Linked DNA regions of Homo sapiens: regions 1 and 2 are each linked to region 3. Evidence: chromatin loops called from intact Hi-C (ENCODE). Cell type or tissue: dorsolateral prefrontal cortex. All regions are shown on one strand. Links, peaks and the distances in the headings refer to the core of each region. The heading gives the core; the rest is flanking DNA.

Evidence for each region. A loop is a pair of places that touch in the nucleus more often than their neighbours do. Peaks named below come from ENCODE experiments on the same cell type or tissue, not always from the same donor. Only the 100,000 strongest peaks of a DNase experiment are listed, where the experiment ranks them.
Region 1: a loop joins it to region 3, with 2.3 times the contacts of the local background. A loop is called at or near these places in 5 of 110 quality-filtered maps.
Region 2: it touches region 3 in a loop (2.7-fold over the local background); 8 of 110 quality-filtered maps call a loop at or near these places.

The regions. Positions count from the first base shown.
Region 1 is chr10:59,460,311-59,468,040 of GRCh38, forward strand. No RefSeq gene overlaps it. Among named protein-coding and RNA genes, the nearest start is that of FAM13C, 100 kb to the left of the region's middle. In dorsolateral prefrontal cortex, for the core only: a CTCF peak has its summit at 4,951; no DNase peak of the experiment used is centred there.
Region 2 is chr10:59,278,974-59,287,217 of GRCh38, forward strand. It overlaps FAM13C (family with sequence similarity 13 member C), which reads right to left. Exons shown (of 14, transcript NM_198215.4): 6 at 4,390-4,474. Among named protein-coding and RNA genes, the nearest start is that of FAM13C, 79 kb to the right of the region's middle. In dorsolateral prefrontal cortex, for the core only: no CTCF peak of the experiment used is centred there; DNase peaks (open chromatin) are centred at 4,548 and 6,237; H3K4me3 peaks cover 3,704 bases.
Region 3 is chr10:59,358,738-59,366,981 of GRCh38, forward strand. FAM13C (family with sequence similarity 13 member C) reads right to left here and starts at 3,812. Exons shown (of 14, transcript NM_198215.4): 1 at 3,662-3,812. The coding sequence starts at 3,723. LOC124902428 (a long non-coding RNA gene) reads left to right here and starts at 3,162. Exons shown (of 2, transcript XR_007062148.1): 1 at 3,162-3,646; 2 at 4,331-4,777. In dorsolateral prefrontal cortex, for the core only: a CTCF peak has its summit at 3,865; DNase peaks (open chromatin) are centred at 2,232, 3,834 and 4,464; H3K4me3 peaks cover 4,504 bases; H3K27ac peaks cover 5,000 bases.

The DNA.
Region 1 (7,730 bases), core at 2,731-7,730, 100 kb after region 3:
TAGGCACACTTATACTCACAAACTCCTTAAAACGTGAAAGAACTCTATAGGGAGTATTTTTCATTTCCATTTCATAGATCAGGAAACAGAAATTCAGAGATTTGGCAAGTTACATGGCAGAACCAGAATGCAAATGTAGAACTTCTCATACCAACCTGTTATCTTTCTGAAACACCTAAAGTGATTGAAAAATTACATTGATATGCATAGAAACATTGCATTTATATTTAATTTGGTTACTATAAGTAATTTAAACAGTCATAGAAGCTGACTCAAAATCTGACCTTGGGCAAGATTTCTGAATTTCAATTTGTTCCTTTTCAAAATGAAGACTTTGAGTAATTTTTAACCATGTTTTCCATCATGGATTCCTTTGGGAATCTAATCTAACACTTGACCTTTGGTACTCAAGAAAAATGGATACACACACACACATGCACACACATTCGTATATTATTTCTGAGGGTTTATGGACTTCTTAAGTTCCTTCAAGAATACCAAGGACCCACAGCTCTGCGGTTTCTAAATTCCTTCTAGCTCCAAAATTTCTGTGATGTCAAAACAAAATTCAGTGAAATATTGTAAAAATATTTAGAGAAACTAGTTTTTCTCCCTGCTTCAGCAGCAAAATCAAAGTAATGCAAGTTGGCGTTAAGTCAGCAAATGGATTTATTTCCAAAAAAAAAAAAAAGATAATTGACGAACAACCCACAAGCTGAACCCACATGGCAAGTCTTCCTGCAGAAAAATCCTTGTTTCTAAATTTAAAGTGCCCCACTCCTACGGCACATAAGATAATATTATTATTAGCAGAAAGAAAATTCATCGTGACATGGGTTTCAATAAATATTTATCTGGTATTTCTGGGAAGTGGGATGTTTCTGAAAAGTAACTGAGCTATGTGGATAAATGTAAAAGGATTTCTAAATCCTTTGGGCTAAGCAGGATATGAAGCAAAATGGTGGGAAGCAAGATATGCACTTTTTCAATTTGCCTAAAAAACTAATTTCAGTTTCTCAAAAAATACTGCCCCATTTCCAAGGGGCAGCCTGTTCCTTCCTAAAGAAGGGGAGCCTGAGAATTTAGATATTTCTTAATAACCAGGATAAGTAGCAGCCCAGGCCCAACATATATGACAATCACTCAGGAATTTCTAAAATCCACTGGGCATCCTCAGTTCAGAGGCCTGAAAGCACCTTGTGGAAAGCCTATCAAGAGCAAGCAATTTCAATAAGGAATTGTTAGCAATAAGGTGCAGTAGCAACACTGTGGTGCCACCATAAATGTCCATTGGTCCTGGTGAATTAGTGGCATATAATTGCCTCACTATCATTATGTAAACCCAATTACAGGTAGGGCAAAAAGGGCAGTTACAAAACTGTATGTTTTAAAGTGATTCCATCTTTGTGAAAAAACAGAAAAGTGTTTACATGTAACAGCCATTGAAAAAAAATGGAAGACTATCTAGCAAAATGTCAATGGTTGTTATTTCCAGATGGTAAATTTTTTAACCTTTTTCTTTTTTTTTGCATTTTTCCCCAGTGAGTGTATTATTTCCATAATCAGAAAGAAAAATAATAAAATTATTCTCATTAGAAGGATAAAAGGTCTTATTATATAAAACTATCATTGACTAGATTTTTCTCCTGTTTTTGTATTTTACCAAATAGTTAAAAAAATCCAAATTGTTTTCTTTTAATGCATTGATTTTCATCTCTCTTGGTATACTCTATTTTTAATACTCATATCCTTATCCAAAAATAACTTTCAGTGTCTCTGATAAATTGAAAACAAAAAAAAGCAAAGGAAGTAATCATCTTTGATTTATTGGTTCCTGATGTTTGAATTCACACAGACAAAAATCAGGACAGATATATTTCTCTCTGATTAACAGAGCAACCACTGTATTTATAACTCTGTAACACTAAGGAATTATTGAGCACCTTTTTGTATAAGGTGCTTGAAAGGATATTTAGTTTTATAAGACACAGCCTCCACTCTCAAAGTACTATAGAATCTATAACTTCCAGATGCCAAACATGAAACTGGTGCTGAATCCAACCCGAAAGAATTTACTCCCAAAGGATTAACACTTGGCCTCTTAAGTACAGCTTTAGTGCATTCTTCCATTCCCCTCTGCCTCAGTTGAATACACTACACCCAGAAGATGTGCATGGCAGAGTCTGAAGGAATTATCAGCTGTCAAGTACATGAAGAGGGTCAGTTGGACCTTAGTTATAGGCAGAATGGGTGATGGGTTGCTTGCTGTGAAATGAAATGAGGTGTGCCAGGCCATCCTCTGGCCAAAAACTAATCTATCTCCACCAAGACCTCAAGTAACCTGAAATTCTTGTATTAGAGATATATTGCTTTGAATCTTGAAGACTTTTTACCCTTCAAATATTCCCCATGAATAGGAAAACATCCTTTGAGTGACAACAACTAAGCAACTGTTAGCTCCCATCTTGAAAAGATATAAATTTATGTGCTATTTTTTCAGAACCATAAATCAGGGTACATGGTAAGTTTGAGAATACTTTTGTAAATAGTAATATATTTTTCAAAGTGATGAATTTGCCTAGAAATTCAGGATGTATAGTCACTATATCTACCATTACCCTTTTCTATTGGCTTAGAAAAGTTTGGAGACCTCACTGAGAAACTGCCCAATCCCTTCTTTCCTTCCTTCTTTCCTTCTTTCCTTCCTTCCTTCCTTCCTTCCTTCCTTCCTTCCTTCCTTCCTTCCTTCCTTCCTTTCTTTCCTTCACTCCTTTAAGGTTCAATCTTTCCAGCTGTCCAGACATTCAAATAAAGCAGAAGGTCATCTGGCTTGAGTTGCTTTATATCCACTTGACACATAAAGACATAAAGCCCTTCAGGCCTGTGATGCAGATATTCAGGGAGGAAAGGAAGAAGAAATAATTAGCAGGAAAGGATGTTTACAAGGGTGCTGAGATCAGAGTTGACCTGATATGAATACATACATTCATATACACACACATACAGGACTGTGTCCAGGAGTGGCTCGTGCCATGAAAAGGTCTATACTGCTTATGACCTTATAGATTACCGGTTAACACTTGTTGTTTACTAAATCATAAAAAATGCCAAAAATGACTAGTAGTTATTAAGATATATTTGAAAGGGGGACATGGAGGAGCAGAGGAAAAGGAGAGCAGTCATGCTGTCTGTGCTTTTCACTTATAGATACTTTAGGAATATTTATTGAATGAAATAATTAAATGAGTAAAAATGATGGCAAGCATGATAATGGTAATATTACAGTAATAACCACATTAAAATGCAAGAGGTGAAAGACTGATAAGTAGCTTTCCATATGTCATCAAATTAAGCACACTCTTGTCTCCACATTGATATTTTGAAAAAGTACAAAACACACCAGCACTTCCCAAGGGGGAAAAATGTCTAACAAACAAACCAAAATACCAAGTCTTGAACCCTTGCCTCTGTCTTTGTTATTTTTGTCTGCTCACTTTTCCAAAACAAGTAACTACTGACATTCTCAGCCTTTATAAATTGGCCTGGAACTATTATTTCCACTGGTTGACCTTAACATGAATCAGAAGCAACCAAAACCTTTTGCTTTTGTTAATTACAGGTTTTGAACTGGTCAAAAACTTCATTTGAGGCAAGGCCAGGTGGTGGAAAGTCCGCGACCCAGACTTAAGTGAATCATCTGTCAAAAAAGGGAGAACATGCTTCTCCATCACAGTGACATTTAAGATAGGCTCATCTTCTAGTTAGGAAGTGCTTTGCACATGTGTTATGCAGAAATGAAGCAACTCCAACCAGATGACCTTCTGCTCTATTTGATTTCCTGGACAGCTGGAAAGGCTGAACCTTAAATGCGTGAATGAATGGATTGGGCCGTCTCTTAGTGAGGTCTCCAAACTTTTCCAAGCCAATGGAAGAGTAATGGTGGATACAGTGAATATACATCTTGAATTTCTAGGAAAATCTAACATTTTGACAAATCTATCATTATCCACAAAAGTATTCTCACACATAACATGAACTCTGACTTAGGGTTCAGAAAAAAATGGCCCATAAATTTATGGATCAAGTCTCTTACTGGACAGTAGCTTGTGATTATAGAAATGATGCAATAGAATTGTTAGCTTAGTTTAAATTTGTTATGTTGTTATAAACTAAGAAAAATTAATCTCGATTTAACCCACTCTGCTTCATGGACCAAATGTTACATCCCAAATGTCTTTGAATATAACTGACAATGGTCCAGGCCAAAGAACAATAGATAAAAGGAATACACTAACAAAAATAGTAAATGATAATGGAATTCTCTTCTTAATCAGATTTTCTGATTACCTAAGGATTAGGCAAATCAACTTTTGCAAAAATAAACTTTCTAAAATGTATGAGTCATCCTTAAGAGTACAAATCTGGTGAATGAAATTAAATCTGTTTTTATGGGCTCAGGGTCATTATTCTCTACTTTAATTTTTCAGGGGTCATTTCTGAAAGTAGATGGGCAGACAGTGCAAGCCATTGGGCTAATGCTGGCTTGGCTTTAAAACAGATTCCAAAAGGTATTTAGGTGAGTGAGTTAAAAAATTAGATATATGCCATAAATTATTTTGTTTTTAAAACTTTTCTCCCAGTTCTGTTTAAGATTGAAGGGTGCTATTTAATAAATCTGCCTATTTTCTCATTGCCCATCTTTTTCCTACCTGCTATTATTGGTAGATGAAGGTTTTGCTGCCATTTTTTTAGTCAGCTTCTCTGAATTCTAGATATTTCTTCTTATTCTCATTTGAATGCCTGACTGTATCTTTGTCTGGTGTTTGTGGGAGGTGTCTGTGAACCTTGAATAAGAAACACCATCTGTGGTTCACTTCCTTGGCATAAGAGTCCATTTGGAGAGCTTTTTTGCCATTTGAAATGAAACTGCTGTGCTGCCCTCTGGCTGCTTCTGATAAAATCTAACAGAACAAAAACCACCACCTTGTTCCCTATAGGTCTTTCTCAGTTTGGGATTTCATGATTGTATCACAGCCTAGTTAGATACTCACTAATCACATCAAGTTGTGATTTTATTTCTTTCTGAGGACTGCAGACACTTTGAAATAAATTGCCTTGACCCTACCACCTGTTAATGTCCTCTGTAAGACTGCATGTGCACACTTGTGGTAATTTTCCAGCCACTAAGCTTGAGTGTATCTCCTGACAGTTCAAATATGCTGCTATTTCCCATTTTCACATCCCTTTGTTTGATACCTGCAGATCAGGAAAGTACCAGGTGAAATGCTATTTTATTTCCTGTACATTTTGCAAAAGGTAGAAGATTTTTAATGGTCTATCTCTGCAAGTGTCCAGAGGGGGATAAATAACTCATGTTGCTACACTGAAAATTTAATTATGATAAACACATTATATCTCACCAATTAGCTTCACCTCAGATCAGAAGGAAACACATCTTTAGCTAGCCCATCAGACAGCAGAAGCAGTCTCTACTTTTACACTTCAAAATGCTGAAATTCCTTCCATCCTTTCCAAGATGATAACAATCTATCAAATTCACAAAATTTTAACAATAACTGTAGCTTAAATTTCTAGAGGACCATTTGTCATTGCCTCTTGTTTGAAGAAGTTTTCAAACACAAAAAAAATGAATGTTAAGAGACTTTCATGTTCAGTTCTGACAAGTAAGAGCTTAGAAATTGTCGCTCCGAACTTTAGAACAAGAAAAAAAAACGCTGAACAAACTGAAAATCAATAACTTTTCTTGGACCATCAGAAAATTGAAGTCGCAGGATAAACAGCCACTCTGAAATCTGGAGAGATGAGAATATGAAGAAACACAGCCAAGATTAGCTAGCCCAGAGCAGAAGTTACTGGAGTCATACATTAGTAGAACTACCTAAATAGTTATTTGGATAAATTGCTCTAGGCTGAATGTAGGCTAGCATGAGAATGAGAAAACCTGGGGACTCAAGTCTTAGGGAGGCCTACCCAACTTTCATAGATAGATTTTACCTCCAGGAACCTCACCAGGTTCCCACAATAAAGAGCCAAGAAAAAATCACCTCATATCTTTAGCAAGGGAAGGGGGAAAATGATCATTTTGAAATGTTTTCAGTGTGTTCTTCACAACAATTTGCTCTGCTCAAGTGAAAAAGACTTCAGCAGAACCTTATCTCATATAGGCAGAGGAGCAATACCCAATTCCAGATCTCTTTAGCCTTCTATCTCACTCGAGGAGCAAGAAGAGGGGAAAAAAAGAAGTTGTAGTGAAACTTACAGCCCACAAGACACAGGCCCACAAAAACTCAGCTAATCTTAAGATTACTGAATACGACCCCTTACTCACTCCTTAGCATCACTTCAATAGGGCCTCAGTATAAACATGGATTACCACTTAGACTGTTTTAAGAAGGAATTCTTGGAAAGCCCAAAGACAGCAATGGGGACAAAAAGAAGAACACTAAAGGATTTTGAAATTCATAGCACCTACAGCTACAACAGACATTATAAGCAACATAACTCATAGCTACAGCAGCATAAAACCTCACACTAAAAGTCTATTTCTCTCACTTGTTACTACAAGTTATATCGTGTTTGGCTTTCAACAAAAATTACCAGGAATGTAAAAATGAATTCTGAAGTGACAAAGCAAGTATCAGAACCAGATTCAGATATGATACAGATTTTGGAATTATAAGACCTGGAATCTAAAGTAACTTTGATTATTATATTAAGGGCTCTAATGGAAAAGGTGGGCAACCTGCAAGAACAGATGTGTAATGTAAAGAGAGAAATGGAAACTCTAAGAAAGAATCAAAAGGAAATGCTAGAAATAAAAAACACTGTAAGATAAATGAATAATGGCTTTGATGCACTTATGAGTAGAGTGGACACAGCTGAGGAAAAAATTCAGTGAACTTGAAGATATGTCAATGTAAACTTTTTGAAGTGAAATGGAAAAAAAAACCCCCAGAATATGCAAAAACTGTAAGGCAATTTCATAGGATGTAATGTAGCATAATTGGAATACCAAAAAAAGAAGAGACAACAGAGTAAAAAAAATATTTAAAGTAATATTATTTCTAAAGTTAATGAAAGATGCCAAATGCAGATCCAGAAATTCAGAGAACACCAACAAAATAAAAATTTAAAACTCTATACCTAGAAATATCATACTCAAACTACAGAAAACCAAAGACAAATGGGAAAACTTGAGAGAAGCCAGAGGAGAATAAAAGCCTTACCTAGAGAATAAAAAGATAAAGATTTATAGGAGACTTTTCTTTAGAAATCATGCAAGCAAGAAGTGAGCAGAGTGAAATATTTAGTGTTAGAAAAAAAAAAAGCCCTAGAATTTTATATCCAGCAAAATTAGCCTTGAAAAGATAAGGAGAAATACTTTCTCAAACAAACAAAAACTGAAAGAATTTATCTCCAACATACCTGCCCTGAAAATCATAACTTTTTTTTAAGAAAAAAAGGTCTTCAGAGAAAAGCAAAGTGATATAGGTCAGAAACTCAAATCTACATTTTAAAAAGTAAAGCATCAAAGAAGGAATAAGTGAAGGTAAAATTAAACCTTATTTCTTCTTTATTGTTAATTGAGCAAATAGATTTTTTCAAAGTAATAGTAGTAATTGTGTGATTATATCATATGTATAACTGAAATAAATAAAAATGCAGCAATTTTCTAAGGGACAGGAGAAAGAAGTTGGGAATACTCTGTT
Region 2 (8,244 bases), core at 1,569-6,568, 79 kb before region 3:
TGAAATATCAAGTTTTATGGATAACCAGATGCTCCTAGTAGGATACCTGAAATGCTTTCCTATTCTAGAAATCTATTTCTAAATCGCACCTGCAGCAGGAACATATTTCATGTCACCCCTGGAGTGGCACCGTGTTCTATAAAGTATTACTGAACCTTCTTGCACTTCAGAATCATCAAGGGAGTTTTTCAAATGTAGGGATTCTTAGGCCTCATCTTTATATTTTAATTTTTAATTTTAAGGTAGGGATCTCAGACAGCTGTAAATTTGATAAGCATTTCCAATTAATTGAAAACTTCTGGTCAAGTGGACAGTGTCTGGAAATATGAGCGAAAAGGTCAGGTTCTGGTTGACTCTGACCTATGTCAACTTCAACTTTGGAAGAGACCTATAGATTATGCAGAATTCTGCATGAGAATAATTGTAGACTCTAAATAGACATACTACATTAGTGTCTTACCCAAATTGAAAGTTCAATTTGAAGATCAAGATTTTAGAAAAATATAATAAAGTACTGCTATGGAATTATTATTTTTAGTAATAGGTGTGCAGTTATTCTGGTGACAGTTTTTGCTAAAACTCCAAACCATCAATCATCCTTGGTCAGACAGAACAAAGGCTACTATGCTGAGTCATGTGGAACATGAACAGTCCTTCTCCACACTCTAAAATCATAAGCAGTGGAAAAGACAATCCTCATTCCATTTTCCGTTCAATCACATCAGAATAGGTGCTTACTAATTCCATGCTGGAAATATTTGCTTCAGCTGTAAGAAGATATTGATAGAGTTAGAGGTATTTTGAGCCTATTATGTGGGTTTCTGCCTTAGTCAGTTCTGGCTGCTATAACAAATTACCATAGACTGAGTGGCTTATTAACAACAGAAATTTATCTCTCACAGTTCTGGAGGCTAGAAGTTCAAGATCAGGTGCCAGCCTGGTCAACTTCTGATAAGGGCTCTCTTCCAGCTTGCAGAGGGCTGACTTCTTACAGCCTCACATGGAGGGAAGAGGGCAAGCTAGCTTTCTGTACTCTTATAAGGGCACTAATCCCATGGCTTAATCACCTTCCCAAGGTCCCACCTCCAAACTTCAACATATATTTTAATAAGTTGTTGGGGAAACACAAAGACTCAGTCTATAACAGCTTCTGTCTCACAGGTTGTGGTTTGCAACCTACAAGTAGGGTGACCAACTGTCCTGGAATATCTGGGAGTGAAGATTTCCTAGCATGTGGGATATTTAGTGCTAAAAATAGGACAATCCTGTGCAAACCAATCCAGTTGGTTACCCTTTGTATGGCCCCAAGCTGCCTTGCAGCCAATTTCCTCTCCATCAATTTTTCCCTAAGGGCCCTCTATTCCTCAAATCTGCCTATATCCCCATCCCACTCACTCCCAACCCTTGGACTTTCTCCTCCTGAAATAAGTAAGCAGATGGAGCCAACTGGCCACAGACCCTGAGTTACAAGTCCCATGTGATCTGTGAGCCTCTTCCCGTTGGCAAAATTGAGGTACAGCAGAGTCAGACAGAACTTGACATTATCTCCCAATTCAAGACACTGTCCACTTGAATAGTGTGGTTCTATTATTCAGGAGGGTTTATGAAACACACAGATTCCAGGACTTTCATCCTAGACTGTCTAGAGAGGATGCCAGAGAATCTCCACATTGGAAAAGCTTCCTGGTAATTATGATCTGTAAGAAGGTTCTGGAACAGTATCTAGAATACAGTGTCCCCAGGGGTACCATGAAATGCGTTCTTGCTGCATATGCAGTTTACAACTGGTTGTCTAGGACAGGGGAGCATGTCAAGTCTCTTACTAGGTGGAACTGATCTTGGCAACCCATAAACCCAAGTTAAAGCCAATCAAGTCTATAGTGAATTTGAAACCCACTAGGTCACATGAATTTATCCTTTGAATGTTTGCTATTTATGGTTAAGTGACAGCATATTATATCCAGGTATTCTTATGAAAATCACTTGTTCATATCACATGTTCAAATCCGTGTTCAAAATCACGGATTTTGTCCATGTTATTGACATCAAAAATTACTAATTGAATTTTTATAACAATTATGATTTGAATATTTGTATACATGTAAGGCTCAGAGATAATGCTAGATGTTAAGAAAGAGAAAACTGTTTATAAGTTACTATAATCTTTTATGGACTATGGCCATCTGTGTTCATCTTACACAACCATCCTCTCACCAGGACTAACATGAAAAAACTTAAAGTTTTAAGGTGTCCAAAGATCATTCTAGAAATCCATCCCTGAGTTAAGAACCATGGATCTGAGCATAAATTTCTTCCCTGAGTGACTCATTGATTAGAAAAATGCATGGTCTTCCTGTAAGAGTGCATCTAAGAACCCAGTGAGACCAAACCATCCCATAATTTAAGTCACAAAGGCACCTTACAACTGCCTGTCACTTTGGCAATATCCCTGCCAAATGAAGAGACTCCTTAGGTCCCTGGAAACATCAGTTTTCTAGATGTCTCTACAATCTAGTTTTCTAGACTCTCTTGGGAGATCTGAGACATTTCAGATTCATCTACATTTTGGAAAATCCAGCATGCAACCCACAAGCCTCCTCTCTAAAGAGACTTCTGCACATCTCTGCCATTTGATATTTAACATGGAATGCATTGCTAGTTCCTCCGTGTGAGCAATCCCTACATAAACCCTGTATTTATTTTCATTTTATAACAAGTGATAATAAGCTTGTACAAAATCTTGCCCATGCCGAATTAGAAAATCCAAAACTATTCTTAATTGTTGGGAAGACACATAAAAGTCATGATGAAAAGAAGAAAAAATATATCCACATCCAACATGCAACAAATATTTTACTGAACACTTTGTCAGAAACTTGTATAGTTAATCCAAATCATCAAATAACTCAACAGTTAACTTGTACTTGGCTTGAGACTTCTTTATGTGTTTTGTATTAAATATGTTGTCTGTTTGCAGGGAGTGGAATCTGGTGTTGAGGGAAGAAAAGGGATGTTGTCTAAATAATCTGACTGAAATTGCTAATTGGCTTGACGTTGGCTCCTGTTCAATTTTATTTGCCACTCATCCAAACATAATGGCCAACAGAGCAGGAGAGCTCACTGGGCAACAAAGACAGCCAACTGGCCACCTGCATCCATAGGGAAACAATGTACCACTCACCAGCAATGCTATACTAGGCTTCAGTGTCTTATGAAGAATGGTAGTACTTCACAGGTCAGTTTAAGTATTTAATATAATACACAAAAAGTGCTTAGAACAGTGCCAGGATCATAGAATGTTTTAAATAATGATAGTAGCTACTACTAGTAGCTATTATATGCCACCATTATTAGTACACATTCCAGCACTGGAGAGTACTGATTTACCTGCTTAGACTATGTGGGTCTGTTTTCTTTCTTTTTTCTTTAAAATTTGTTTAAATTGTTCATTTATTTTTACTTTTAATTTGGGCATATAGTAGGTGTATATATTTATGGGGTCTGCTTTCAACAGGAGTATCTAAAATGTACAATTGCTAATGGTACTGAAACAGATTACCTGTGTAAATCTTTGCCTTCAACTCCTAGAGATTAAGGACCTTTCATGAAGAATGCTCCCTAAGCCTATTTCTACCATTTATCTGGAAACCAGTCTGCAAACTTGTGACCTCTTTGTTATGTTAGAAAACATAAGCTGTGCTCTCACTTATATAAATCAGTGTTTCTTTCCTCTCCAAATATTCCTGGGAACATTAATTTGCCTGCTGTTGGCTAGCCAATCTACCATCCCCGGAATTAAAGCCAGAGACTAACAGAAAATTGAGACTCAATTTGGGACTTTTTGACAAGGAAATTAATGAAAAAAAAAAATGGAAACCAAACAAGACAATACAGGATCAGAATGAGCTGTCAGTGGACCACTCACCCCCACTTTCCCTGCATGCATGGATCATCTTACAAGCAGTTAACAGGAAAGGAAGTAGCAGTATGGAAACTTCCCCATCCTCAACACATCAAAAAGAAGAATTTCAAGACAGCACAGGTTATCTAGGTCCAGTAATATAAAATAAGCATAGCACTCATTTGTCCCAGGAGACCAAATGGGAAAATGAAGACTAGATGTTGTGATGGGTACTTTCACCTTACACAAATGACACCCATTTGTGTAAGTGTGACTCTTGGCCGCATCTAGACAGGTCTATGTTATAGCAAATCCCAATCCTTCCTGCTCCCCCTCAGCAACTCCTGGGCAACTCAGAAGCACCTCTTGGGCTTTCATGTTGCCCCAGGCACTGTTTTCCCTCAGGGGCTCAGGCTGAGTGTGAACCAGCAAGAGACTGAACTACCTTGAGAGTACAATTTGGGACAACCCCCAGCCCTGTATCTTACCTGCAGAATCTGTCCCATCGGCAAGCACGCTCTGGGTTGATGCTGGCGCCGGGTCCTTGACTCCATGCACCTGAGCAGCTTCTTCCTGGTTTGTTAAAAATGCAGAGCACAGATCAGATTCGAGGGCTTGCAGCTTCAGCAAGGAATTCTGCCAGCAAAAGCAGAACATGAGGCCAGCTAAGTAGATGCCTAACACACAACAGTGTGTCCGCAGCTCCCGCAAGCACCTTCCTCCACTGCCTGGCAGGAAGAGGGTGGTGGCAACAGCTGCTTCAGGGAAAGAACTGGTTGTGCCAGAATCATATACGCATCATTCCACATGCAGGCTGAGTTTCTGCCTCATTTAAATCCTAACGTATATGGATTATCTGTGACACATGGGACTGGTGATTTCATCAGCAAGAGACGCTGCATCTGGAGAACCAATCTGAGAAGATATCTGCTTCCCGGGTGCTTGAGGCTTTACGCTTTGAGTGTTTCATTCATTGTGCTGACATCAGGAAGCAGAAGACATTAGGTCCCTCCCTGGCTACCGTTCATAAAAGCCATCATCCCTCCAAAGCAAAGACTGCAGCAAACTGCAGTGCACAAAGAGTTACTGCTGCAGAGGCTGCCTGGCATCTGGGAGGGGCTTTGAGGCTCCCTAGTCCACATTGGTATGCTGGGGTATGTGTGTGTGTGTGTGTGTGTGTCTTCTAAAGTTACTTCTCTTACATGAGAACAGGGTGAAAGAAAAGGGTGGAGGGAGATGACCTTGGTCATTTAGCATAACCTAGCCACTGAGGAAGAAGCAATTTATCTTTCATAGCCCTCAGCATAACCTCCCACCCACTCTCTTCATTTCTCATTTAAAATTTCTCCCATGATTCTTAATAAGAACAAAGTCATACAGATTGACGCATGCATCCTGCCATGATGCAGATGCCAGCAAATTAATTCCTCCGACCAGGTGAAAGTGAGTCAGCCTGAGTCCCTGGCCAGGCTCTCTCCCTCTCCACGAGAAGGTTCTGCAGGTCTCAGCTGCTCTTCTGTCCTCCCAGCTCCAGCAGGGGTGGGCACCGGGAGCAGAGCCACTGGTCCTTTCCCTGCTAGGACCCTCCAACACACACAGGCACACACACACCTACTCACACCCTACCCTCTGCATATCCTTTCCCCCACACAGTGTCACTCCCACTCCACAGCCCCACCCCTGCCACATACACACCCTCACCCCCTACTCCACACACACACACGTATGTACACCCTCAGCCCCTAGTGATCACCTCCATCCTACATGCACTCTCATACCTACCCTCACCTCCTACTCCACACAGACGCTCATACCAAACCCCCATACTCTCATCCCTACTCCCCACACCTAAAAACACCCCACCTTCCACACACACACACCCTTACCCCACACATACCTCATACCCTCACATCCAGCCCCCGAAACCTCCCAGCCTACTCCACACATACCCATGCACACCCACCTCACACACACCCACATCCAATTCCCATGCCTTCACATACTGTCCACACACACACACCTGCTCCATACACACCTTCACACCTCTCCTCACATAGACATCTATCCAACATCTCTCACACCCCAACTCCTCCCTTCCATGCAAGATCGAGTCCCACACACACCACTTGATCCATTCTGTTGATGTGAGTATGAACCTACAGTAGTGTTTTACAAGCTGCCCACCAAGGGATGTCTAAAATCTGTTGTCTCTTCACCATTCTGAAAGGAGCAGGTGCCTAGGCAGGCTCAGGATCACACCTCTGCCATGCCTGGAGATGGGGTGGGACCCGGCGCAAACCTCCTAAGAGCTCAGCGGCTGCTGTCTGGGAGCCCATAGCTCACGTGAAGCACCTGTGTGGGACTGGGCCATTTTTTTGGCTTCCTCCTCCATTCTGGGAAGTTTTCCCAGCAGCTGAGTGTGGAAGCAAGAACTGAGGTTGTTGACAGGAGCTGCTGAAGGAACAGGCACACCAAGTTTCTGGGAGGATTTACTATTTAGTAAACAAGCAGCTGGGAGGCAAACAAAGATTCTAGGCAAGTTTCCTACTGAAGGACATTGGAAATCAGTGACCTCTCAAAAAGAGCAAAACTACCCTGAAGATTAACAAATAATGCCATGGGAATGCAAAATGGTGCTGCCACTATGCAAAACAGAATGATGGGCTCCCAAAATATTAAAAATAGAATTACCATATAATCCAGCAATTTCATTGCTGCATATCTAGCCAAAACAATTGGAAGCAGGGACTTGAACAGATATTCATACACTCACACTCATGGCTGCATTACTCACAATAACCAAGAGTTATGTTTTGGATAAAATAGTGTCTCTACAAAATTTATACATTGAAGCCCTAAGCCCCAATGATACTGTATTTGGAGACAGCCCCTTTAAAGAGGCAGTTAGGGTTAGATGAGGAAGCAATACCAGGGAGACAGACAGAAAGAAGGCCATGTGAGAAGGCAGCTGTCTGCAAGACAAGGAGAGAGGCTCAGGAGAAATTGACCCTGCTGGCACCTTGATCTGAGACTTCCAGTCTTCAGGACTGTGAAAAAATACATTTCTGTTGTTTAAGTTTCCAAGTCTGATATTTGTTATGGAAGAACTAACAGACTAACACAAGGTGGACACAGCCCAAGTGTCCATGAGCGGATGAATGGATAAACCAAACGTGGTTATGCACATACAATGGAACATTGTTCAGCATTCAAAAGGAAGGAATTCTGACACAGCAACATGCCACAACATGTATAAACTTTGAGGACATTATGCTAAGTGAAATAAACCAATCACAAAAGGATAACTACTGTATACTCCCACTTGCATAAGATATTTAGAGTAGTAAAATTCATCGAAGCTGGAAGCGGTGGCCTAAGCCTGTAAATCCCAGCACTTTGGGAGGCTGAGACAGGCGGATCACTTGAGGCCAGGAGGTTGAGACCAGGCTGGCTAACATGGGGAAACCTCGTCTATACTAAAAATATAAAAATTAGCTGGGCATGGTGGCACACACCTGTAATTTCAGCTGCTCAGGACACTGAGGCACGATAATTGCTTGAACCCGGGAGTTTGGGGTTGCAGTGAGCTGAGATTGTACCACTGCACTTCAGCCTGGGCAACAGAGCAAGACTCCATCTCAAATATATATATATATATATATATATATTCATCATACAGAAAGTAGAATGGTGGTTATCAAGAGCTGGTGCTGGGGGGTGGGACATAGGGAGGAGATGGGAGCTATTGTTTAATGGGTACAGAGTTTTATATTGGGAAGATGAAAAAAGTTCTGGAGATGGATGGTAGTGATGGTTGCCCAACAGTGTGACTGTACTTAATGTCACTGAACTACACACTTAAAAATGTTTAAATGGTGGCAGGGTGCAGTGGCTCATACCTGTAATCCCAGCACTTTGGGAGGTCAAGGCGGTGGATCACCTGAGGTCAGGAGTTTGAGACCAGCCTGACTGACATGGTGAAACCCTATTTCTACGAAAAAATACCAAAATTAACCGGGTGTGGTGGCACGCACCTGTAATCCCAGCTACTTAGGAGGCTGAGACAGGAGAATCGCTTGAACCCAGGAGGTGGAGGATGCAGTGAGCCAAGATCGCACCATTGCACTCCAGCCTGGGCAATAGAGCGAGACTCCATCTCAAAAAAAAAAAAAAAAAAAAAGGCCAGGTGTGGTGGCTCACGCCTGTAATCCCAGCACTTTGGGAGGCAGAGGTGGGAGGATCACTTGAGGTCAGGACTTCGAGACCAGCCTGACCAATATGGTGAAATCCTGTCTCTACTGAAAATACAAAAATTAGCCGGGCATGGTTGGGGGCGCCAGTAG
Region 3 (8,244 bases), core at 1,248-6,247:
TCAGTTAAAAATGGAAACTTGGCACCAAAACATACAAAGTTGGAGAAGATTCTGAAGTATGAAGCTGGAGCTGATTAGTTGATCCAATATTCATGTCTACTAAGCAACTCCAGTTGCCACTCAAAGAACACAATTCCAAGCTCACAGATAGAGCAACTGAAATAGAGCTACCTCCTGGCTTACATGGCACATGTTTACAACCTCTTTTAGTTCATTTGAGTTCTCATTTACCTTGGTAAAGACCATCAACTTCTATTCAATTAATAAATCATTTCTGTCCTTTCCCTGAAACCCCTTATTTCTTTGTGAAATGCTCAGGGTTGCTACTTTGCTTCCTATTTGAACTTTTGCTCCCTCAATCAGCCACAAACAAGAAAAAGTTGTGTGGTACTTCACAGCTCACCTGCTCTTTCACATAATCTCAATCCAGCCTGAGAATGCTCCAAGGTAGGAATTATCTTTGCACCTGGGCTAAGTTGTAAGTCAAGATCCCAAGGCCTCAATCGGTGAAGCCTGGATTGTTTCTGCTCCACCACATTAAGCCCAAAAAGCAAGAAACAAATAATCTCTTCAGTCTATATGCCAGAGGATCACAAGAGACAGGGCATGCCATTTCTTAGAATAATGGTGGTGAAAGAAATACCCACAAGAAGTTCTTTTTGCTGCCTAAAACAGAAGAGAGGCCTCAGACTGACTGTTAGATAAAATGTAGTTGTGCTATAAAGATATTTACACTTGCCCTGTAGTACCATGTTCCCTGAAGGCAAAGTTGCAGAGGTACAGCCTCCTGTGGGCTTTCTCAAAATGTGGCCCCTTGCATTAGCACTACCTGAAGTACCTGGTCAAAACAGAAGTCTCCAGCCCCACTACATCAACTCTCTGAGGGCAGAGCCCAGGAATGTGGATTTTTAAAACAGACTGCCTACCTATAGAACTACTATGTTTCTAAACATTTAACACTGACCTAAAGGTTTCCAAACCCCAAAACAGCACTGTCCTGACACCAATACAATCACCCATTCTGGGTTCCCACTTTGAGATAAAACCTGGGAGACTGCAATTTTCACAAGCTCCAGTCCCCTTCCCCAGTTGATATTGATGATCAGTTAGCTTTGAGAACCACTGGTTTGAATGATAACTAATCAGAATTATTGCAGGCTTCATTTAAAATAGCAAGTTAGCTGGGGCAATGTCACGATTGACCATGGAAAAATATTAGATGAAAAGGTGCCACAGATAGGGAAGAAAAGGCCAAGGCCATTGTGATGAAAACATTGGGGTGGAAAAAGAAATTGAATTTGTCTAGAGCTGCATAGATAGTGCCAGGGCTGGGAAAAACCAAGAAGAAAATAAAATCTGTCCTTGAGTCCCTCCCAATTTCCCTTTCCCCTTGACTCTTCTAGGACTCCCAGCTGGCCAAGCATAACCATAACCATAACAGGTTAGAAAATAGGTTAGGTAAAATAATTCATATTAAAGTATTCATGACAATTTGAATCCACTTCCCAAGGGCACAAACTTTTTAATTTCCAATTTAATAAGGGTCACTACCAGAGGCCTTCATCCAAAGAAATCATCTCTAGGTGAAATTTCAGGCATCGAAGAAAATAAGTGGGTGTGAGTAGAAGGATGTAGGAATGGGGTGGGGACAGGAGGCAGAGGAGCTCTTCTTGTATCCAGAACATAGAGGGGAGAAAAGTCCCTCCTCCGTGTAGGCCAAGACCACACCCAAACATTTCCTGAGAACCTGCTATGTCTGTGTCTCAGGATATAGCACCTTGGTCCTGAGGGCTATGGGGTCATGCCCAGAGAAGCACGGGATATGGGTCATATTACTGAGGTGAGGGGAAAATGTTATTGTGGCAATGACTAGTTTTAAACAGTCCTAGTCAATGATGTGTTATACCTATGAAGCTTTTGGTATGTTCTCAATAGGCTCCTTAGATTTTTATATTAGCCAAATGGCATACCAATTATCTCTCAGTGCCTTTTAAAATAAATCACTGTCACTCCTCTGAAAGTAAAAACATGATCTTATGCAATCAGAACTCCTTGGGGAGTGTCCAAAGACAAGGCACCAGGCTCTCCCCAGCATTTAACCACGAAACCTCTACAGAAAAAAAAAAAAAAAAAAAAAAAAAAGTCCACGTGAAATCTGGAGCTAAGTGTCTCCATTTTGAACCTGCCGTGCCTGTGACTGACCGAGGATTTGGCCACACCAGGCTCCTGAGAATCGGGGCCAGAAAGCACTTAGTACTTTAAGCACAGCAAAGGGAGGAGAGCAGTACCTGTGCACCTGGAGCAGGAAGTCCAGGCCTCATCTTCGGCCTGCAGATGCACACTTTGGCACACCTCTCTCCCCTTCTCTCAGGCCTTTAGAAAAGCAACATTGCAGCACAGGTTACCAAGCAATCTTATAAACAGAATGTGGGTCCAAATGAGTATTTTACATTGCTTCTTCTAAAGTCAATCCTGTTTTTTTTTTTAAGTGACTCCACTTAAGTCTGCTCAAAACTGGACACTAAAGGAGCAGCACAGCAAAAGAGAGAAACAAAAGAATGTGGAAAACAAGAGGGCCTAGGAAGCACTGTAAACCTTATCCCTCCCTCACCAAGTCATTGTGATAGTGGCAGGACTTGGAAGCCAAAAGCAAAACATTTATTTGCTTTTTAGGGAATTTTAGCAAACAGCTCCCCAGTTAGTTAAGCCTTCTACATCAAACTCATAACATTTTTTAAATGTAGTTGAGGATACAACTTTACACATGCCTTTTTCCTGAAAAGATGTTTAGAGTGGCTTCTACAAAGGTCCCAGAAGTAAACATCATGAATTAGCCTAGAGAAAGAATGCTAGATGAAGTACATATTCATATATATATATGTATATATAAATTACATACAGTATTAGCAAAATACACTACCTGTTAATTTTTAACAAATATAGTATAATATTAGGAAAACATTAAGGAAGGGATGTCAAAAATTAAAACTATAGCATATAAATATCTTTAAAAAAATACTGTGCTTGCTGGTACGCTCCTTCATTCACACTCCTTCATTCCATGTTTGAAGGGTGTTAGTTGCCCTAATCAACAGCTTTAACCATAGGACTAGGTGACTCATTCGTCCCATAGTCACATCTCTGTAGTCAGAAGACAAACATGACAAAGGGCATGCACAAAAAGTTTACTCTGATATGCCTTAAAAATCTGTAGACAAGAGAGGGCCAAGATAAGTTTAGCCTGTTTACCACATGCTGGAATTCAGCTCATTTCACATCTATCTTCTATTGCTGTAAATGTATATAGTGTGCACTCCATGAAAACTGACACCAATGTTGGCAAAATACAACAAAGCTTCCTAACACATCAAATGGATTTTTAAAAATCTGAGCTCCAAGAACACATATCTTGGAGCACTGAGCTCCTGCAAGCAATCAGCTGGTTTTAATTTCTCTCCCGCAGCTGCTAAAATGCTGGTTTCAACCTGTAAAGATTTCTGGGCCCCACCAGTCAGCACGTCTCACGGTCTTCACAGCCCCAGATTCCGGGAGACAATGCATCTAAAACGAACAGCGGCTGGGAACGGTGGAGGATACCTTCACGATAGTTGCTTCCAGAGAAAGGCATGCAAGTCTAATTTTAATGGTAAGAATCACTTACTCTGTTACAGTGGTGCTGCTGAAGGAATTATCCTGAAGGCTGAAACAGAAACAAGAAAACATCAGCCAAGTCTGGCCGGGGAGCCGTCTCCCTGATTGCTCTCCGGGAGTTAGAGCACATACACAAACATGGCATTGCAAGGCAAGTCTCCGGGCTCGCCCGGCACGCTCGCTCTACCTTGGGCTGCTGTCTGCACATGCTCGTAACGACACCCCCAGCAGGGGCCCAGCGGCACGGGCGAACCACAAAGCCCGGCAGCCCGCGAGGCTGCGGGGACAGAGCTGGGCGGGGCGCGGCGGCGGGGCTGGGACCCCGGGATCCAGCGAGGAGCACCTGGAGAGTTACCACACGACCCCGACCTCGCCAGCCCAGGCGCCGCGTTTAATCTTGGGCTCTTTGTGCCAGCCACCCCCCGAGGCTGGCAATGAGAATGCCCCAGTGTTTCTGCCGAAGTGCTGAAATACCCGGGAGACTTGCTTTCTTCCACATGTCTCCTACCAATTTTACAGAGCTCACCCCAACCCCCCACACTCCCACCCCACCCCCAGGGATGGAGGCTCGCAGAGATTCATCCATCGTTCAGAAAAAGTCAGGAGAGAACAAGAAGGGGGAGGGGGATATTGCTGCTGTTTGGTGTTTTATTTTGTGTGTGTGTTTTTTGTTGCCTAGGAAAAAGAATAGGCTCTAAAGCAGGGCTGGCTGCATCACACCTGATCTGTCTAGAGCGCTCTTATTTCAGTCCCAGAGAGGAAGCGCCCAGCCCCGGACTACAGAGCTGTGAATGAACCCACGCAGGGCGAGTGGAGAATTTATTCCAGGGGTTAGCTGGTGATTAGGACACCGTGCAAGGGGTGGGGCTTGCTATGCCTAGAGCAGCCCGCTTGAGCTCAGCTCCCTAGCTAGCACCTTTACAAAGGATGGAGAGACGGAATCCGCAAACGCTATCCCTTTGAATAAAGGCAGCCTTGTTAGGGAAAGGAAAGACTGTCAGTCCCCCCACTGGCTTCTTTCCCTTGGGGATATTTGTTCTGCCCTCTTTGTATTGTTCATTTCTCCTGCCATGTTGACCTGGATATGGGATGTAGCATCTATTAAAGATTCTTATTTGAATTTGAATTATTTTATTTGAATTTTGAAATAAGATTCCCATCCCCCTTTTTAATCTTTCTACTCCCAGAAGCAGCTAGGATAGTGGTTTTTAGTCCAAACCTATGTAAGTTAATGAGTTAACATAACAACAAAAAACTCATAATTTTTCTAATTGGGCAATTAAAAACTTTACCAAAACTTGGAAATAATGGGGAAGAGCATGACCTTTCAATGTCAAACTGAGACATCGGTTAACAAGTCCACCCAGGGGCCAGTTAATTCTCCAGTTGTGTTTGGCTTTGCTCTTCACTATTGATTAGATTCCAGCCACAGTGAAGTTCTGTGGTCACTTGCACATTTTATTCAGCCTGTTCAGAGAAAAAGATAATCGCAGCGTTTATGATTTTATTGCAATATAGGAAGATAACCAATTTTGCATCTAACCAAATAATCATTTTGCATCTAACCAAACTTTCTTTCTAAATACCTGTAAATCCACAGATCCTCAAAATGCTTTTGGAACCAGCTTCATCATCTTACAGTTTTCCCCATTAATAAGTGAATAGATCTCTGCTGCCTGCCTATGTTTGTATGAGAGTTGTATTTTAACTTTTTAAATTTATACCTTGAAAAATAAAAATTGAGTTTTCAAAGAAAAACAGGTTTCATTAAGGTTCTTTGCAATTTTGCTTTCCTCTCTCCAAATATTTTTAAAATCAGCTAAATAAAAACCTAATATGGTCTTAGACTGAATTCTATGGACTAAAATAAGTTCAGGAATATTAATCCTTTGTATGTATAACTATACAGTACATATTTGTTCCGAAGCCACCTACTATTTCATTTGAGCTAGGTTCAGGAGTAAGAGACATCGCTGCTTCACTGTATTCATTATTTAGCCATTTCAAAGTGAGATCTGTTCTTTGTTTATTCAGACTGATGAAGGTAAGTCTATATTCAGCCTTCTGACTGACTTATGGTTTCATAGATTACATGGTTGTTAATTTCCCATATGGTTGTTAATTTCCAGAAACCCCTTGTACTCATTGACTATGGTGTTTATTCCAAGTGTTCCAGTGTGGAGAAAGATCACACTTTTCTCCTATAAATACTCCCAGTGATCCACTTGTAATGGAAATGTTCAATGCTTTTAATTTGAAATAGGACTTGGACATTTAATTAAGAACAACCTTAATTAAATGGTTGATTTTCTTATATACTGCCAAATACTGTTTTTTTTTCATTCTATGAAATGAATTGGGCCCTTTGAAAATAAAATGAAATAACAAATGTACCCAATAAATGCAAGTATTCAATAATGTCCAAGGAAAAGAAATAAAAATTCTCAGCAACTCGTGAATAGGAAGGACCAAAATTAGGTTTTAGGCAGTACCCACATACAATGAAAACAACTGGTTGATACAGTTGATTATGGATAAAAACCAAAACATCCCTGAAAAAACATTATTTGGCAGTATATAACAAAATCAACCATTTTAATTTTTACTTCTCAATTAATTCTTATGACATTTGTTTTCATCTTAAATCAGGTTTAGAAATTGTCTTTGTAAGTGGCTTTTTAATTGGCTTTTATGATGTTTTGTACTGTTCAACTTGGAATAGGACAATACTGATGAATATCGTACAACATATGATTATTTTGGAGACCCTCAGCTTTACTAAAGAACAATTCCAGGAGGGTTTGAAAAGGGGAGCAGAAAAATTAATATTGAGTTTATGAAGAAGTAAGTTCTAGGCCAGTATTTCCCAAGTGGCAGTGAAATTCTAGTCTCCAGAAAATCCAGGAAAATGTTTTAAAAGTTACATGGTCAAAAATAAGTTTTGGAAAAGATGCATATTATAAATTCACAATGCACATTAGGTAGCAAAGAGAAGTTTTTCATCTGTTTTTAACAGTGTTCCTCAAATTCATTGAAGACCAAAATAATTTTTTGTTAAATATATCATCAATTAGCATCATGTATAACTAGGAATTTTGAGAAAATAACTCCTGAATATATCAGGAAAAAAATGCAAAGGGAATTAAGTGGTATATTTATTAAACGAATGAATGAACAAATGATTCTACATGCTTATCACTATCCCATAGTTATGAATAAGACAGACACAGTCCCTGACATCATAACATTTTTAATATAAATATATTGCATATTTATATATGTAAAATACATAATGTATATTATATGTACAATTCTATTGTATACAATATAAGTAAAATAAAGGAAAAATGAAGATGCTAGATTTGAATATGGTTAATTCACTTAACATGTTAAAAGTGCTCAATTTTAAATGCTCATTTTTCTATCAGTGCTCTAAAACCAATATCTGAATATCAGATCTAATACCAATAGTTTAGTTTAATTGTAAAATTGTTAATTCTAATGTATTGACTTGACTATATGCAAAATATAAAGCAACAGTGTAGAGGTCAAGAAAGAAATTTCCAGATTTGCCAAGACTCAAGACCCACCGCTTACTAATAGTTTAAACATGAACAACCTCTTTTGCCTCAATTTTCTCATCTGTAAAATAAAGATAATAATGACCTATTTTATGGGTTCTTATGAAGATTAAATTAAATGACATGCCTGACAAATTTAAAAAATAGTAAATAAATGCTGCTAATTATCCTTATTTTCATTAGTATTATTATAATAAATAAGAATATATAAACAAAGCTTGAGACAAGATGAACAATGCCACTGTGCTTGAAGAGGAGGCTTACAGATGATATTTTCTTTCTACTTCCTATGATGGCGCAGTGTTTACACAGCTTTTTTTTTTTTTAAGAACAATAAAATTTAAAACTTTACTAAATGCGGATGGGCTGCTCCGGATGAAATGGGTTTCATCCAGATTGGCTTTGTGCTCAGTTTACAACTCTTCAATTTAAAATACTTGCGCATCCCTGGAGGAACAGACAATTCTGAGAAATCACTTTCTGCAAGATGCTGGGGCAAGAAGCCAGAATCTTTACAATGCCAGGAAATCAACAGAGGCCTGCTCTATTGGCCTGGACAGAGTGACTTGTAGCTTCCTGTCAGTACCCTTGGGAATGACCAGGCTTCCTTGTGAAAGAGAGGACTCTTGCCTGAAGAGATAATTTTTTTTCCACAAAAAAAGAAAAAAAAAAAAACTTCTTCCCATCCCTGTCCCCTAATCTATTTCTTCACCAGCTCCAATGAGGACAGCATATCAAGAGTCCTTATTATCTGAGTGGTCAGTAACTGAGCTCCTGAAGATTCAAAGGTGCCCAGGGAAGCAAAGCTGTGATACCAAAAACATGTACTAGCGACAGACTGTTTGTGATATTGGTCTTCATCCAAACAACCCTCCCCAATTAATGCTAGTGTACATCAAGTCCATCTTTGGCAATCTCTCTCTGATTTATCTGACAATAAAATGCAGATGCAATGTAAATTGATTGATAAGTGAAATTTCAATTTTTTACAAAAGAGTCAGGATTTCTTGAA